2 separate regions of the Homo sapiens genome follow, and region 1 is linked to region 2. Evidence: read pairs that join two places in POLR2A ChIA-PET (ENCODE). Cell type or tissue: PC-9. All regions are shown on one strand.

What was found. Peaks named below come from ENCODE experiments on the same cell type or tissue, not always from the same donor. Only the 100,000 strongest peaks of a DNase experiment are listed, where the experiment ranks them.
Region 1: POLR2A ChIA-PET joins it to region 2 with 10 read pairs; 2 of 35 experiments call an interaction of 5 or more read pairs at or near these places.

Annotation. Positions count from the first base shown.
Region 1 is chr4:40,015,433-40,023,432 of GRCh38, reverse strand. It overlaps the pseudogene KRT18P25. Among named protein-coding and RNA genes, the nearest start is that of N4BP2, 37 kb to the left of the region's middle. In PC-9, no CTCF peak of the experiment used is centred here; a DNase peak (open chromatin) is centred at 702; H3K27ac peaks cover 990 bases.
Region 2 is chr4:40,669,855-40,677,854 of GRCh38, reverse strand. No RefSeq gene overlaps it. Among named protein-coding and RNA genes, the nearest start is that of RBM47, 44 kb to the right of the region's middle. RefSeq lists an enhancer at 4,374-5,573. In PC-9, no CTCF peak of the experiment used is centred here; DNase peaks (open chromatin) are centred at 2,494, 4,804 and 7,084; H3K4me3 peaks cover 2,100 bases; H3K27ac peaks cover 6,581 bases.

The DNA of each region.
Region 1 (8,000 bases), 650 kb after region 2:
CTAATTTTTGTATTTTTAGTAGAGCCAGGGTTTTACCACTTTGCCCAGGCTGGTCTCAAACTCCTGGGCTTAAGTGATTCTCCTGCCTTGGCCTCCTAAAGTGCTGGGATTACAGGCATGAGCCACCACACCCGGCCTCACTATTTTAAAACTCTGGCACAGTGCATGGCACATGATAAATTTCTAATAAATGTTTGTAGAAACAATGCAGATTTTTTCTTTTTTCTTTTTTCTTTTTTTTTTTTTTTTTGAGATGGAGTTTCACTCTTGTCACCCAGGCTGGAGTGCAATGGCGCGATCCCAGCTCACTGCAACCTCTGCCTCCGGGGTTCAAGCGATTCTTCTGCCTCAGGCTCCCAAGTAACTGGGATTACAGGCCTGTACCACCACGCCTGGCTAGTTTTTTTGTTTTTAGTAGAGATGGGGTTTCACGATGTTGGCCAGGCTGGTCTTGAACTCCTGACCTCAGGTGATCCTCCTGCCTCAGCCTCCCAAAGTGCTGGGATTACAGGCATGAGCCACCGCATCTGGCCTCACTGTTGTATTTCAAAACTCTGGCGTAGTGCTTGGCACATGATAAACGTCTAATAAATATTTGTAGAAAGAATGCAGAATATTTTTTTTTTCTGAGATGGAGTTTTACTCTTTTGCCCAGGCTGGAGTGCAATGGTGCAATTCTGGCTCACTGTAACCTCTAACTCCCAGGTTCAACTGATTCTAATGACTCAGCCTCCCAAGTAGCTGGAATTACAGGCATGTGCCGCCACGCCCTGCTAATTTTTGTGATGTTTTGTTTTGCTTTGTTTTGTTTTGTTTTGTTTTGTTTTGTTTTGTTTGAGACAGAGTCTGGCTGTGTCTCCCAGGCTGGAGTGCAGTGGCACAATCTCTGCTCACTGCAACTTCCGCCTCACGAGTTCAAGCGATTCTCCTGCCTCAGCCTCCTGAGTAGCTGGGACTACAGGAGCCCACCACCATGCCAAGCTAATTTTTGTATTTTTAGTAGAGACAAGGTTTCATCACATTGACCAGGCTGGTCTCGAACTCTTGACCTCAGGTGATCTGCCCTCCTCAGCCTCCCAAAGTGCTGGGATTGCAGGCATGAGCCACCGTGCCTGGCAATTTTTGTATTTTTAGCAGAGATGGGGTTTCGCCATGTTGGCCAGTCAGGGAAAGCATGCAGAATTTTTAAATGAATATTTAAGTAGCCGAATGAATGAATGTTTGAATAAAACATATCAAAAATCGGCTGGGCACTGTAGCTCATGCCTGTAATCCCAACACTTTGGGAGGCCAAGGTGGTGAGTTCCAGACCAGGCTGGCCAATATGGTGAAACCCCCATCTCTATTAAAAATACAAAAATTTGGCGAGGCGCAGTGGCTCATGCCTGTAATCCCAGCACTTTGGGAGGTCGAGGCGGGTGGATCACGAGGTCAGGAGATCGAGACCGTCCTGGCTAACACAGTGAAACCCCTTCTCTACTAAAAATACAAAAAATTAGCCGGGTGTGGTTGCAGGCGCCTGTAGTCCCAGCTACTCGGGAGGCTGAGGCAGGAGAATGGCCTGAACCCGGGATGCGGAGCTTGCAGTGAGCTGAGATTGCGCCACTGCACTCCAGCCTGGGCGACAGAGCGAGACTCCGTCTCAAAAAAAAAAAAAATACAAAAATTTGCTGGGCGTGGTGGAGTGTGCCTGTAGTCCCAGCTGCTCCAGAATGTGAGGTAGGAGAATTGCTTGAACCCGGGAGGTGGAGGTTGCAGTGAGCCGAGATCGCCCCACTGCACTCCAGCCTGGGTAACAGAGCAAGATTCCATCTCAAAAAAACCAAAAATCTTAAAAATATTTATTTATTTTATCTCTGAGCTTATTATTGGCCTCCTGCTCCCCAAAGGGTACCCTGCTTCTTCTGGCTTAACGTCTCAGAACTTTGGTGTCATTGGTCTCAGACACCACTTTGCCATCCACTATCCTGCGGGTGGTGGTCTTTTGGATGGTTTGCATGGAGTTGTCCAGGGCATCACCAAGATTGAAGTCCTTGCCGTCTTCCAGCAGGCAGGTAGGTGGCAATCTCAGCCTCTAGCTTGACCTTGATATTCAGCAGGGCCTCCTACTCCTGGGCCTGGCACTGTCCCTCTGCCCGGGTCTGTGCCAGCTCTGACTCCAGGTGCAGCAGGATCCCGTTGAGCTGCTCCATCTGCAGGGTGTACCGGGCCTCCATCTCCCTCAGGCTGTTCTCCAAGCTGGCCTTCAGATTTCTCATGGAGTCCAGGTCGATCTCCAAGGACTGGACTGTATGTCTCAGCTCCGTGAGCAGCATCTCAGCAGCTCCAACCTTGGCGGTCTGCGTGGTGACCACTGTGGTCTCTCCTCAATCTGCTGAGACCAGTACTTGTCTAGGTCCCCTCAGTTCTTTCAAGCCAGCTCATCATATTGGGCCTGGATGTCTGCTATGATCCTGGCAAGGTCCTGAGATTTGGGGTCATCTACCTCCACGGTCAACCCAGAGCTGGCAGTCTGAGCTTGTAGACCTTTTACTTAATCTTTGTGGTTCTTCTTCATGAAGACCAGCTCCTCCTTGAGAGCCTCGATCTCTGTCTCCAGCTGCAGCCAAGTGACATTGGTGTCATCAGTGAGCTTGCAGAGCCCATGGATGTAGTTCTTTACAGACTGGCACAGGGCCAGCTCTGTCTCATACTTGACTCCAAAGTCATTAGCAGCAAGACGGGCATTGTTGATCTACAGAAAGATGAAGGCATTGTCCACAGTATTTGCGAAGATCTGAGCCCTCAGGTCCTCGATGGTCTTGAAGTAATGGCTCCAGACTCTGACCTGGAGTCCCTTCTTCTCCAGATGCTCCCGGATTTTGCTCTCCAGCTTCCAGTTCTCGGTCTCCAAGCTCCTCACTCTGTCCAGGTAGGAGGCCAGGCGGTCGTTCAGGCTTTGCATGGCCTCCTTATAGTTCTGGGTGCCTCCCATTCCTGCCAGACCCCCGGCCATCCCAGCAGCCAGGCCCTGGAACCCAATGCCGAGCCGGAAGCTGGTGGAACGGGACACGGAGATCCAGGAACCAGAGCCCCCGGCACCTGCATAGATGCTGGCAGAGCTGCTGACTGGCCGAGCGCCGTAGCTGGGCACCTGGACAGAGCTCAGGGACCAGTAGCTGGTGGAGAAGGTGGAACGAATGGTGAAGCTCATTCTGTCCGGGGAGGAGTGAGAGGACAGGACTCAGGCTTTGCCGATGACTATTTATTTATTTTTTTAATTTATTTATTTATTAAGATGGAGTCTTGCTCCGTAGCCCAGGCTGGAGTGCAGTGGCGTGATCTCAGCTCACTGCAACCTCCGCCTCCCAGACTCAAGTGATTCTCATGCCTCAGCCTCCCAAGTAGCTGGGATTACAGATGTGTGCCACCACACCTGGCTAATTTTTTTTTTTAGTAGAGACAGGGTTTCACCATGTTGGCCAGGCTGATCTAAAACTCTTGACTTCAGGTGATCCTCAGGCATGAGCCACCACGCCCAGCCAAAAATATTTCTGTTTTTGATTCACTATTCATTCTTTTGAGATTTGTATTATGTGAACAGTATTAAATATGGGCAAGGCTTTATATATAACCATCTTTATTTTGGTCTTATTTATAAGGACAAAAGATGATCTAAATATCCAATAAAAAGGAAACATCAGTATATTAAGATGAGGTAAACTGTGCTTTCTTTCCCAAATCCAGCTTATCATCAGAATCCCCTGAGGAACTTTTATAAAAATAGAGATTTATGGGTCTTACTCTTGAGCTACTAAGTTAAGATCTCTGGGAGTGGAAATAGATTTCTCTCCCTCTCTCTTTTTTTTTTTTTTTTTTGGACAGAGTCTCACTCCCTCACCCAGTCTGGAGTTCAGTGGCTCGATCTCAGCTCACTGCAACCTCTGCCTCCCAGATTCAAATGATTCTTGTGTTTCAGCCTCCCAAGTGGCTGAGAGTACAGGTGCGCGCCACCACACCTGGCTAAGTTTTGTATTTGTAGTAGAGATGTGGTTTTCCCAGGTTGGCTAGGCTGGTCAAAAGCTCAAAAGATCTGCCTGCCTTAGCCTCCCAAAGTGTTGGGATTACAGGCGTGAGCCACCGTGCCAGCCAGATTTTTCTCTTTCATGATTAGCTGGGCTTTGGAACCACTGGGTTTAGTGGGAAGAATACAGATTCTGAAGACTGACCTTGCTGCTTGTCAGCTCTGTAACCTCAGGCAAATAAGTTTTCAGCCTTCCCTGAAGTCACTTTCCTCATCTGTAAAATACGAATCTCTGGAGGTGCTAATTACTGAATAAAATGATGTCTATAAAGCACCTGACATGCACATTAAGTAATTGCTATTATTGTTGGTATATTGGCACTATAGAATATTATACAGCTACTAAAATTAATCTTCCTGAAAAAAAAACATTGTTCTTCTCCTATGTATCAAAGTCCTAGAAGAAAGGACATGGTACACTCAAACTGGGTAATTTGAGGCGATTTAGCAAAGGGATCATTTGCAAAAGGTTTAGGGAAACCAATAAAGATTATTGCAGAACTTGGCCGGGCCCGGTGGCTCACACCCGTAATCCCAGCACTTTGGGAGGCAGAGGCGGGCAGATCACGAGGTCAGGAGATCAAGACCATCCTGGCGAACACGGTGAAACCCCGTCTTTACTAAAAATACAAAAAAAAATTAGCCGGGCGTGGTGGTGGGTGCCTGTAGTCCCAGCTACTCAGGAGGCTGAGGCGGGAGAATGGCGTTAACCCGGGAGGCGGAGCTTGCAGTGAGCCGAGATTGCGCCACTGCACCCCAGCCTGGGCGACAGAGAGAGACTCCGTCTCAAAAAAAAAAAAAGATTATTGCAGAACTTGTTGCAGCTGTCTATCAACAGCAGTTATCAAACATAGGCTGAAATGGAGATCCCAAGAAAGAGCATCTGAGAAGAGGTGAGACCTTCAGTAAAGGGGCACAGCCAACCCACCCCACTCCCTCAAAGGAGAAGGGAAATTAATACCCTATCATAGTGTCCCCATTAGGTAAACCCAAATAGAAGAGCTCAATAGAATCCATTGATGGAGTCCTCATGAGTCCCTCCTGAGACACAAAGCAGAATGAAGAAGAGAAGAGAGGCTCTGGACTAAAGAAGAGTACAAATCATCAGCTGGGCGCGGTGGCTCACACCTGTAATCCCAGCACTTTGGGAGGCCAAGGCAGGTGGAGCACCTGAGCCCAGGAGTTCAAGATCAGCCTGGTCAACATGGTGAAACCTCCTCTCTACAAAAAATACAAAAATTAGTCAGGCGAGGTGGTGCACACCTGTAATCCCAGCTACTAAGGCAGGGGGCTGCATGACAGAGCAAGATCTGGTCTAAAAAATAAAAATAAAAAATAACATACAAATCACATACATAAGTATTTCCACTGGGTACAAATATCCATAGAAATTTTATTGTAAGTAAATACTTCAACATTTTAATATCGGTTGCCTTTGGAAGATGGATTATTGATTACCTTTTCTTGCTCTTTCTAATTTTTTGAATTTTCTAAAGTTTCAACCACAATAATAGTATTTATTGAATATTATTGAATACTTACTGCTCTATGTATTTATGGGTGTATATAAATACATTTCATCTTTTTTTTTTTTTTTTGAGATGGAATCTCACTCTGTCTCCCAGGCTGGAGTGCAGTGGCATGATCTCGGCTCACAGCAACTTCTGCCCCCCAGGTTCAAGCGATTCTTCTGTCTCAGGCTCCCGAATACCTGGGGCTACAGGCGTGCACTACCACTCCCAGCTGATTTTTGTATTTTTATTGTTATTGTTTTTTTTTTTTTTTTTTTTTTTTTGGAGACAGAGTCTCACTTGACATGTCACCCAGTCTGGAGTGCAGTCATGCGATGTTGGCTCACCGCAACCTCCACCTCCTGGCTTCAAGAGATTCTCCTGCCTCAGCCTCCCAAAAAGCTAAGATTAGAGGCTGGGCGTTGGAACCATGGGCTGGGCTTTGCCAGCTAATTTTTGTATTTTTAGTAGAGATGGAGTTTTACCATGTTGGCCAGGCTGGTCTCAAACTCCTGACCTCAGGTGATCTGCCTGCCTCAGCCTCCCAAAGTGCTGGGATTACAGGTGTGAGCCACTGCGCCTGGCTAATTTTTGTACTTTTAGTAGAGATGGGTTTTCACCATCTTAGCGAGGCTGGTTTCGAACTCCTGCCCTCAAGTGATCTGCTGTCCTCAGACTCCCAAAGTGTTGGGATTACAGGCTTAAGCCACTGCACCTGGCCCATTTCATCTTCGTAGCAACCCTATGAGGTAGGTACTATTATCATCCTCACATTATGGACAACAAAATTCCAACTAGAGAGGTTAAGTGACATCCAAAGTTGTATAACCGCAAGTAAACTATGGAGCCATGACTTAAATATAGCCATTCTGCTACAGTCTTCGTACTTTTAAAAACACTACTTTGTTATGTTCACGGTAGGTAACAAGAAAGATCTTTGGCCGGGTGCGATGGCGCACACCTGTAATCCCAGCACTTTGAGAGGCCAAGGCGGGCGGATCATGAGGTCAGGAGATCGAGACCATCCTAGCTAACACGGTGAAACCCCGTCTCTACTAAAAATACAAAAAAATTAGCCGGGTGTGGTGGCAGGTGCCTGTAGTCCCAGCTACTTGGGAGGCTGAGGCAGGAGAATGGCGTGAACCCAAGAGGCAGAGCTGGCAGTGAGCTGAGAATGTGCCACTGCACTCCAGCCTGGGGGACAGAGCGAGACTCCATCTCAAAAAAAAAAAAAAAAAAAAGAAAGATCTTTACTTGGGGAAAAATAATTAATGTTTTTTGGTTTTTTGGTGTGTCTGTGAGACAGGGTGTTTCTCTGTAGCCCAGGTTGGAGCGCAGTGAGTCACTACAACCTCAACCTCCGAGGCACAAGCTATCCTCTTACCTCAGCCTCTCAAGTAGCTGGGACTAAAGGTATGCTTCACCATGCCTGGCTAACTTTTCCTTTTCTTTTTTCTTTTTTTTTTTTGAGATAGAGTTTCCTTCTGCTGCCCAGGCTGGAGTACAGTGGCACGGTCTCAGTCCACTACAGCCTCAACCTCCTGGGCTCAAGCAATCTTTCCACCTCAACCTCCCAAGTAACTGAGATTACAGGCAGGCACCATCATGCCTGGCTAGTTTTTGTATGTAGAGATGGGGTCTCACTACATTGCCCAGGCTGGTCTCAACCTCCTGGGCTCAAGCAATCCTCCTATCTGGGCCTCCAAAAGTGCTAAGATTATAGGCGTGAGCCACCATGCCCAGCCCACTTTAATTTGTTTTAAAGAAAAACATTTTTATTGTATATTTTCCTGGTATTCAATAAATATTAAAAACATACAATGATATAATACTATGTATAATAAACTGTAATAGATAATAAAAATATGTATAGTTTTGATTCACTAATCTCATTTCTTCTTCCTTTGTAATAAAATCCTGGCTGGGCACAGTGGCTCATGCCTGTAATCCCAGCAATCTGGGAGGCCAAGGTAGGTGGATCATTGAGGTCAGGAGTTCAAGACCAGCCTGGCCAACATGGTGAAACCCTGTCTCTACTAAAAATACAAAAAAAATTAGCCTGGTGGCTGGGCACGGTGGCTCACGCCTGTAATCCCAGCACTGTGGGAGACCGAGGCAGGCGGATCACTTGAGGTCAGGAGTAGACGTCCAGGAGTTCGAGACCAGCCTGGCCAACATGGCGAAACCCCTCCTCTACTAAAAACACAAAAATTACCTTTTCTTGCTCTTTCTAATTGTTTGAATTTTCTAAAGTTTCAACCACAATAATAGTATTTATTAAATATTATTGAATACTTACTGTATTTATGTATTTATGTATTAAATACAGTAAGTATTATGAATACTTACTGTATTTATGTATATACACCCATAAATCTATGTATTTATGGGTGTATAAATACATTTCATCTTTTTTTTTTTTCAGA
Region 2 (8,000 bases):
CAAGCCTGGGAAATATAATACTACCCTGTCTCGTGGCCGGGCGCAGTAGCTCACGCCTGTAATCCCAGCACGTTGGGAGGCCGAGGTGGGCAGATCACTTGAGGTCAGGAGTTCGAGACCAGCCTGGCCAACATGGTGAAACCCCCTCTCTACTAAAAACACAAAAATTAGCTGGGCATGGTGGCAGGCGCCTATAGTCCCAGCTACTCGGGAGCCTGAGGCAGGAGAATTGATTGAACCTGGGAGGTGGAAGTTGCATGAGCTGAGATCACGCCGCTACACTCCAGCCTGGTGACAGAGCAAGATTGTCTCAAAAAAAATAAATAAATAAAGTAAAATAATAATAATAATAATAATAATAATAATAATAATACCCTGTCTCTACTAAAAAAACAAAAGTAAAGGCTAGGCGCAGTGGCTCACGCCTGTAATCCCAGCACTTTGAAAGACTGAGGCGGGCAGATCACAAGATCAAGCGATCGAGACCATCCTGGCCGATATGGTGAAACCCTATCTCTACCAAAAATACAAAAATTAGCTGGGCATGGTGGTGCGCACCTGTAATCCTAGCTACTCAGGAGGCTGAGGCAGGAGAATCACTTGAATCAGCGAGTTGGAGGTTGTAGTGAGCCGAGATCGCGCCACTGCGCTCCAGCCTGGGTGACAAGAGTGAGCTCTCGTCTCAAAAAAAAGAAAAGAAAAGAAAAGAAAAGTAAAAATTAGCTGGGTATGGTGGCTTGTGCCTATTGTCCTAGCTACTCAGGAAGCTGAGGAGGGAGGATCGCTTGAGCCCAGAAGTTTAAAGCTGCAGCGAGCTATGATCGTGCCACTGCACTCCAGCCTGAGTGACAGAGGAGATCTTGTCTCTAAAGGAAAAAAAGACCAGGCATAGTGGCTCATGCCTGTAATCCCAGCAGTTTAAGAGGCCGAGGCTGGCAGATTGCTTGAGTCCAGGAGTTTGAGACCAGCCTGGGCAACATAGCGAAACCTCATCTCTATTTCAAAAAAAAAATTAAAAATAAAGATATTTAAAGAATTAAAGGAACACATGTAAATATGTTCAAAATAAAGGAAAATATTATCTTAATGAGTAAGTAGGGAACCTCAGCAGAGAAATGGAAACTCTAAAAAAGAAGCAAATGCAAACTCTAGAACTGAAAGGCAAAATAAAATAACAAAACTCACTGGAAAGACTTAACAGCAGACGGAAGATGGCAAAACAGTCAGTAAACCCAAAGACCAACCAATAAGAATTATCCTATTCGAAAAACAGAGAAAAAAGATTGGAAAAAAATTAATACAGCCTCAGAGACCTGGAGGACAATATTAGACCTACATGTAACTGATGTCCCAAAAAAAGACAGTGAGAATGGGACAGAAAAATAACGGAAGAACGAATGGCCCAACATTTCCCAAAGTTGATGAAAATATCAATAAATCCAAGAAGCTCAGTGAATCCCAAGCAATATAAATACAAAGAAAATCCATACCTTAGCTCATCCTCCCCAGATTGTCCAACAAATTTTATTTTTAGAAATAAAGAAAAAATGGGGCCGTGCAAGATGGCTCACGCCTGTAATCCCAGTACTTTGGAGGCAGAGGTGGGTGGATCACCTGAGGTCAGGAGTTTGAGACCAGCCTGACAAACACCATGAAACCCTGTCTCTACTAAAAATAGAAAAATTAGCTGGGTGTGGTGGCGGGTGCCTGTAATCCCAGCTACTCAAAAGGCTGAGGCAGGAGGATCCCTTGAACCCAGGAGGTGGAGGCTGCAGTGAGCCAAGATTGCGCCACTGCACTACAGCCTGGGCTATAGAGCGAGACGCCATCTCAAAACAAAACAAAAAAAACTTCACTTTTCTAGGCACATTTGTTCATCTCCATTTCCATTACATTAGGTCAGGCTTTTACTGGCTATAGTTAGAAGCTCAGATTTAGGAATCCAGTGGTCTGGGTTTGAATTTTGGCTTTAACCACTTACTAGATGTGACTATGGGCACGTTCTTTGACTTCTCTGAGCCTTAGTTACACAGTCTGTAAAACAGGAATAATAATAAACCTATCTGTGGAGATTTTTTTTTTTTTAGATAGAGTCTCACTCTGTTGCCCAGGCTGGAGTGCAGTGGCGTGATCTCAGCTCACTGCAACCTCTGCCTCCCGGGTTCAAGGGATTCTCCTGCCTCAGCCTCCTGAGTAGCTGGGATTACAGGAACCCACCACCACGCCTGGCTAATTTTTGTATTTTTAGTAGAGATGGGGTTTCACCATGTTGGCCAGGCTGGTCTCGAGCTCCTGACCTCAGGTGATCTTCCCTCCTCGGCCTCCCAAAGTGCTGGGATTAGAGGAGTGAACCACCATGCCTGGCCAATCTGTGGAGATTTTTAAGGTTGCATAGAAATATTCAGTGTCGCCACTGTGAGAGTCCCAGGTGGACTGTGTTATGCTATAATTACAGGTATCCCCCAGGCTAAAAGAACAGAAGCTATTTGGAATATTGCCAGTTGCCATGGCAGAGGGGAAAAGAGTCTTCTGACACATTATGGTCTAGCTCTTAGTCCTTAAAGTTTTGGCTGGGTGTGGTGGCTCATGCCTGTAATCCCAGCCCTTTGGGAGGCCGAGGTTTGCGGATCACCTGAGGTCAGGAGTTTGAGGCCAGCCTGATCAACACGACAAAACCTCGTCTCTACTAAAAATACAAAAATTAGCTAGGCATGGTGGAGGGTGCCTGTAGTCTCAGCTACTGGGGAGACTGAGGCGGGAGAATCACTTGAACCCAGTAGGTGGAGGTGTTGCAGTGAGCCGAGATCGTGCCACTGCACTCCACTCCAGCCTGGGTGACAGAGTAAGACTCGTCTCTGGAAAAAAAAAAAATTAGCTAGGCATGGTAGCTCGTGCCTGTAGTTCCAGCTACTTGGGAGGCTGAGGCACAAGAATCCCTTGAACCCGGGTGGTGCAGGTTTCAGTGAGCTGAGATTGTGCCACTGCCCTCCAGCCTGGGTAACAGAGTGAGACTCCATCTCAAAAAAAAAAAAAAAAAAAAGAAAAAGAGATTTCAGTATGGATTTTGGAGGATCACCAAATTCAGATCATAGCAATACTTGTGCTATAAAAGCCAAATGCAGAGTCCTGTGTTAAGGAACTCCACCAAAGTACATGAGAAGGAAGAAGAAGCAGCAGCTTTGCCAAAATGATTTGATAAAAGAGAGAAATAATGTATTCAGAGAAAAGGGGAGGAACTCAATCTTTGTCTAAGGTGAACTTCCAAATCAACTCATTAATAAATGCTCCAATAAAAACAGTGTACTTGTTATGCGTGAAATGCTGTTTTAATATTCATACATATAAGAAAGGTAATGATAGGTGTTTACCATAGACTGTTTGGAGTCTGATCTTTTTTTTTTTTTTGAGACGGAGTCTCGCTCTGTCACCCAGCCTGGAGTGCAGTGGCGTGATCTCCGCTCACTGCAACTTCCGCCTTCCCAGTTCAAGCTATTCTCTTGCCTCAACCTCCTGAGTAACTGGGATTACAGGCACACGCCACCACGCCTGGCTAATTTTGTATTTTTAGTAGAGACAGGGTTTCTCCATGTTGGTCAGGCTGGTCTTGAACTCCCGACCTCAGGTGATCCGCCTGCCTCGGCCTCCCAAAGTGTTGGGATTATAGGCATGAGCCACAGCCCTGGCACCGGAGTCTGGTCTTATACTTGATTCACTGAGTAGCTCAGTTACTTAGTTGCTCCCTGCATCAAAGAGGCTCTTATAGTAATAGCAGCTATTAGCAGCTGGCAACTATTTTACACACATACATCATCTCTAATTTTCAAAAGAGTTCTGCAAGGAAGGCATTTGTTGTAGGCAGAATGTCTAAAATGGACCCTAAAGATGTCCTTTATCTCTGGAACCTGTGAATATGATGAGATTTCACTCTGATGATTATATTATGTTGTATGGCACAGTTGACCTTAAGAAAGAGTGATTATCTGGGTGAACATGAGCTGCTAAAGCAGAAAGCGGCAGGCATGGTGGCCCATGCCTGTAATCCCAGCACTTTGGGAGGTCAAGGCAAGAGGATCACTTGAGCCCAGGAGTTTAAAATCAGCCTGGGCAACATAGCGAGATCCCCACTCTACAAAATAAATAAGTAGATAAAAAAAAGAATAAAAGCAGAGAGCTTTCTCTGGCTGAGAGCAGAAGTCAGATGTTTTCCAAGTGTCAGAAGGGTTAGGTGTGTAGTTGCTGCTTTGGAATAGAGGGTCACTGTGGAGGAAGGGGGCAGGCTTAAGGAGCTGAGAAATGGCCTCTGCTGACAGCCAGTGAGGAAACAAGGCCTCGGTCCCACAACTGCAGGAACCTACATTCTGCTGACAACAGGGATGAGCTTGGAGGAAGACCCTGAGCTCTAGGTGAGGACACGGACAACCAACATCTTGATTTCAGCGTTTCAAGGCTCTTAGCAGAAAACCTGGTTACGCCATCTGGGGCCTCTGGCCTACAGCACTGTGAAATGATGAGTGGGAGTAGCTCTTACCCTCTAGATCTGTGCTAATTTATTACACAGCAGTAGAAAACTAATAAAGCATTCATACCCTCCTCCTGCAGAGGAGGAAACTGAGGTTCAAGGAAGTTTAGTAAATGTGGTGAAAACTATCTTGAGAATGTGGTTAGGGCAGGATTTGATGCAGGCAGACAGACCTACCCACGTCACCATTCAGTAATGTGTTAACCAACCAAGATCCACAGGATGCAAAAGGAATAAAGCTCTTGATAGAGGGAAGGATGACTCAGCTTTCTACTCAGTTTTAGAATGACTCGGATTCTTATTTACTATTGGCTGAACAATGGCTTGGGTTTCTGCAAGGATCTTGATCTGTGGGAGTGGCTCCCACGTATCTGCTCTGTTGAGATGTATTAGCTTGTCTCCTTTTTTCGCTACAAGCATTAGATGACTGATTTCCAAACGAGTGAAGCTGAATGGATTTAGCCAGATTAACATTCTAACAGCAAGAAACAGGGGAAGAAAAGGCAAATCCTGGGGCGCTTTGTTAACACACGGAATCACTCACACAAACATACTCAGGAAAAGCCTTCTCTCCGAGGCCTAGCTTTGTAGATATTCAGCTTCCTGAAGACACGCCAGTTTTAAAAGGAGGAGTTCCAAAGAGCACTTACCATCAGGACCTGGCCCCAGCTCTTCATGTGACCTTTCCTTCCTCTTTCCGGCTCACTCCACTCCAGCCGCAGGACCTCTGGACCCTCCCTTGAGTTATGCTAAACTCCTGCCTGCCTTGGGCCACTGTGCCTCTGTTCTCTTTGGCGTGGAATATTCTTTCTCTAGTTCATGTCGTTAATTCACTCAGATCTCTGCTCAAGTGGCATCTGACTGGAGTGTCTTTCCCTGACCAACTTATTTAAAGCAGCGCTGTTCCCTGCCCGTCACTGTCTCCTTATCCTGCTTTATTCTTTTTTTTTTTTTTTTTTTGAAGAGGGGGTCTTGCCCTGTCTCCCGGGCTGGGGTGCAGTGGCACGATCTCGGCTCACTGCAACCTTCACCTCCCAGGTTCGAGCGATTCTCGCGTCTCAGCCTCCCAAGTTGCTGGGACTACAGGTACGTGCCACCATGCCTGGCTAATTTTTGTATTTTTAGTAGAGATAGGGTTTCACCATGTTGGCCAGGCTGGTCTCGAACTCGTGACCTCAGGTGATTCACCCACCTTGGCCTCCCAAAGTGCTGAGATTACAGGCGTGAGCCACCGCGCCGGCCCCTGCTTTATTCTTCTTCATAGCACTTTGGCTACCTGATATGCCTCAGATGTACAAATATGTTTATTTGTTTGTCATTGCCTTTCTCCCGCATGAGGTTTTGTTTTATTCATTGCTGTATTCCCAGTATCCACAATAATTTACAGCACATAGTAGGGAATCAAATATTTGTTGAATGAATTAATGAATCAAGAACAAAAGCACTGCATCTGTTAAATGATTTGGCATTCCTGAGCTATTTCTGCACCTAATCTCTCTCTCTCTCTCAGGGGTATTTGCTAATGGGTCTAATATGGGAAAGATACTTAATTCCATGGTTGTACAAAATCTAGAATACAGAAGATTAAAACCTGGAGACAAGGCCGGGTGCAGTGGCTCAAGCCTGTAATCCCAGCACTTTGGGAGACTGAGGTGGGCAGATCATCTGAGGTCGGGAGTTCAAGATCAGCCTGACCAACATGGAGAAACTCCATCTCTACTAAAAATACAAAATTAGCCAGGCATTGTGGCACACGCCTGTAATCTCAGCTACTTGTGAGGCTGAGGCAGGAAAATCGCTTGAACCTGAGAGGCGGAGGTTGGAGTGAGCCAAGACTGCACCATTGTACTCCAGCCTGGGCCACAAGAGCGAAACTCCGTCTCAAAAAAAACCAAAAAAACAAAAACCTGGAGACAGTGTGGTGTAAGAATGAAGTCCTTCAGGCCAGGCGCAGTAGCTCACGCCTGTAATCCCACCACTTTGGGAGCCGAGGTGGGTGGATTGCCTGAGGTCAGGAGTTCAAGACCAGCCTGGCTAGCATGGTGAAACCCCGTCTCTACTAAAAATACAAAAATTAGCCGGGTGTGGTGGCACACACCTGTAGTCTCAGCTACTCAGGAGGCAGGAGAATCACCTGAACCCAGGAGGCGGAGGTTGCAGTGAGCTGAAATGGCAACACTGCACTCCAGCCTGGTGGTGACAGAGTGAGATTCCGCCTCAAAAAAAAAAAAACAAAAAAAAAAACGAATGAAGTCCTTCCTTGCCTTTCAATAGGCGTGTGACCTAGGAAAAGTCATTTACTTCTTTTAGCACCAGATGTCTTATCTTTTAAATGCGGGTAATGATAGGGTGCTGTTTGGAAGGACTAGAGCAGATGGGATCTGGCGATTTCTTCTTACACTAAGATACTTTGAAATTAGAGCTCAGTTGGTAGGGAATTAGGAAATGTTGGTTTTAGCCCTATGTTAAATGTAAACTGAGTGTATAACATAGGGCTAGTCCTTTAACCTCTCTAGAACTCCAGATAAACCAGAATTTCTTTGAGGTCCCTTTGAGGTCAGCTCTCAATCACCTGCAGGCATTGGGAGGAACCAGGTTGACCAGATGTCCTGGTGTTTGTGAGACCTTAATCTCTGTCCCTCCAGGGCTTGAGTCCACCTGTTGTTTGGTAGAGGTGAGGCTTGTAAAGTAGGTATTTTCTGTAAGTATTTTCAGTAAGTATTTTCTGAGCACATGTTTTGTGTCATGTGCTGGGGATACCACAGTGAACAATGCAGACAAGGCCCCTGTCCTCTCACATTCTAGGGATAAGAAACAGACAATAAACAGGTAAATGGAAAATAAATCAAGACCGGGCGCAGTGGCTCACGCCTGAAATCTCAGCCATCTGGGAGTCCGAGGTGTGCGGATCACCTGAGGTCAGGAGTTCGAGACTAACCTGGTCAACATGGTGAAATCCCCCATCTCTACTAAAAATACAAAAATTAGCCGGGCATGGTGGCGCACGTGTGTAATCCCAGCTACTCGGGAGGCTGAGGCAGGAGAATCGCTTGAACCCGGGAGGCAGAGGTTGCAGTGAGCCAAGATCACACCACTGCACTCCAGCCTGGGTGATAGAGTGAGACAGTCTCAAAAAAAAAAAAAAGAAAGTAAAAAAGAAAATAAATCAAGACTAGTGTGATATTGCAGTATAATAAAAAATATATATTTAGTCTTTGTCTTCATTTCCCGCCTAGAGCTCCTAAAACCTTTGTAATTTCCCAAGTGATAATTTGAAAAGAGTGTCTTTTGTTACTCATAAAAAGCCCCTTTCAACTATACCTGAGTTTTTTGTTTTGTTTTTGTTTGGTGACAGGGTCTCACTCTGTCACCCAGACTGGAGTGCAGTGGCATGATCACAGCTCGCTGCAGTCTCGATTTCCTGGGCTCCAGCAATCCTCCTGCCTCAGCCTCCCAAATAGCTGGGACTACAGGCACATGT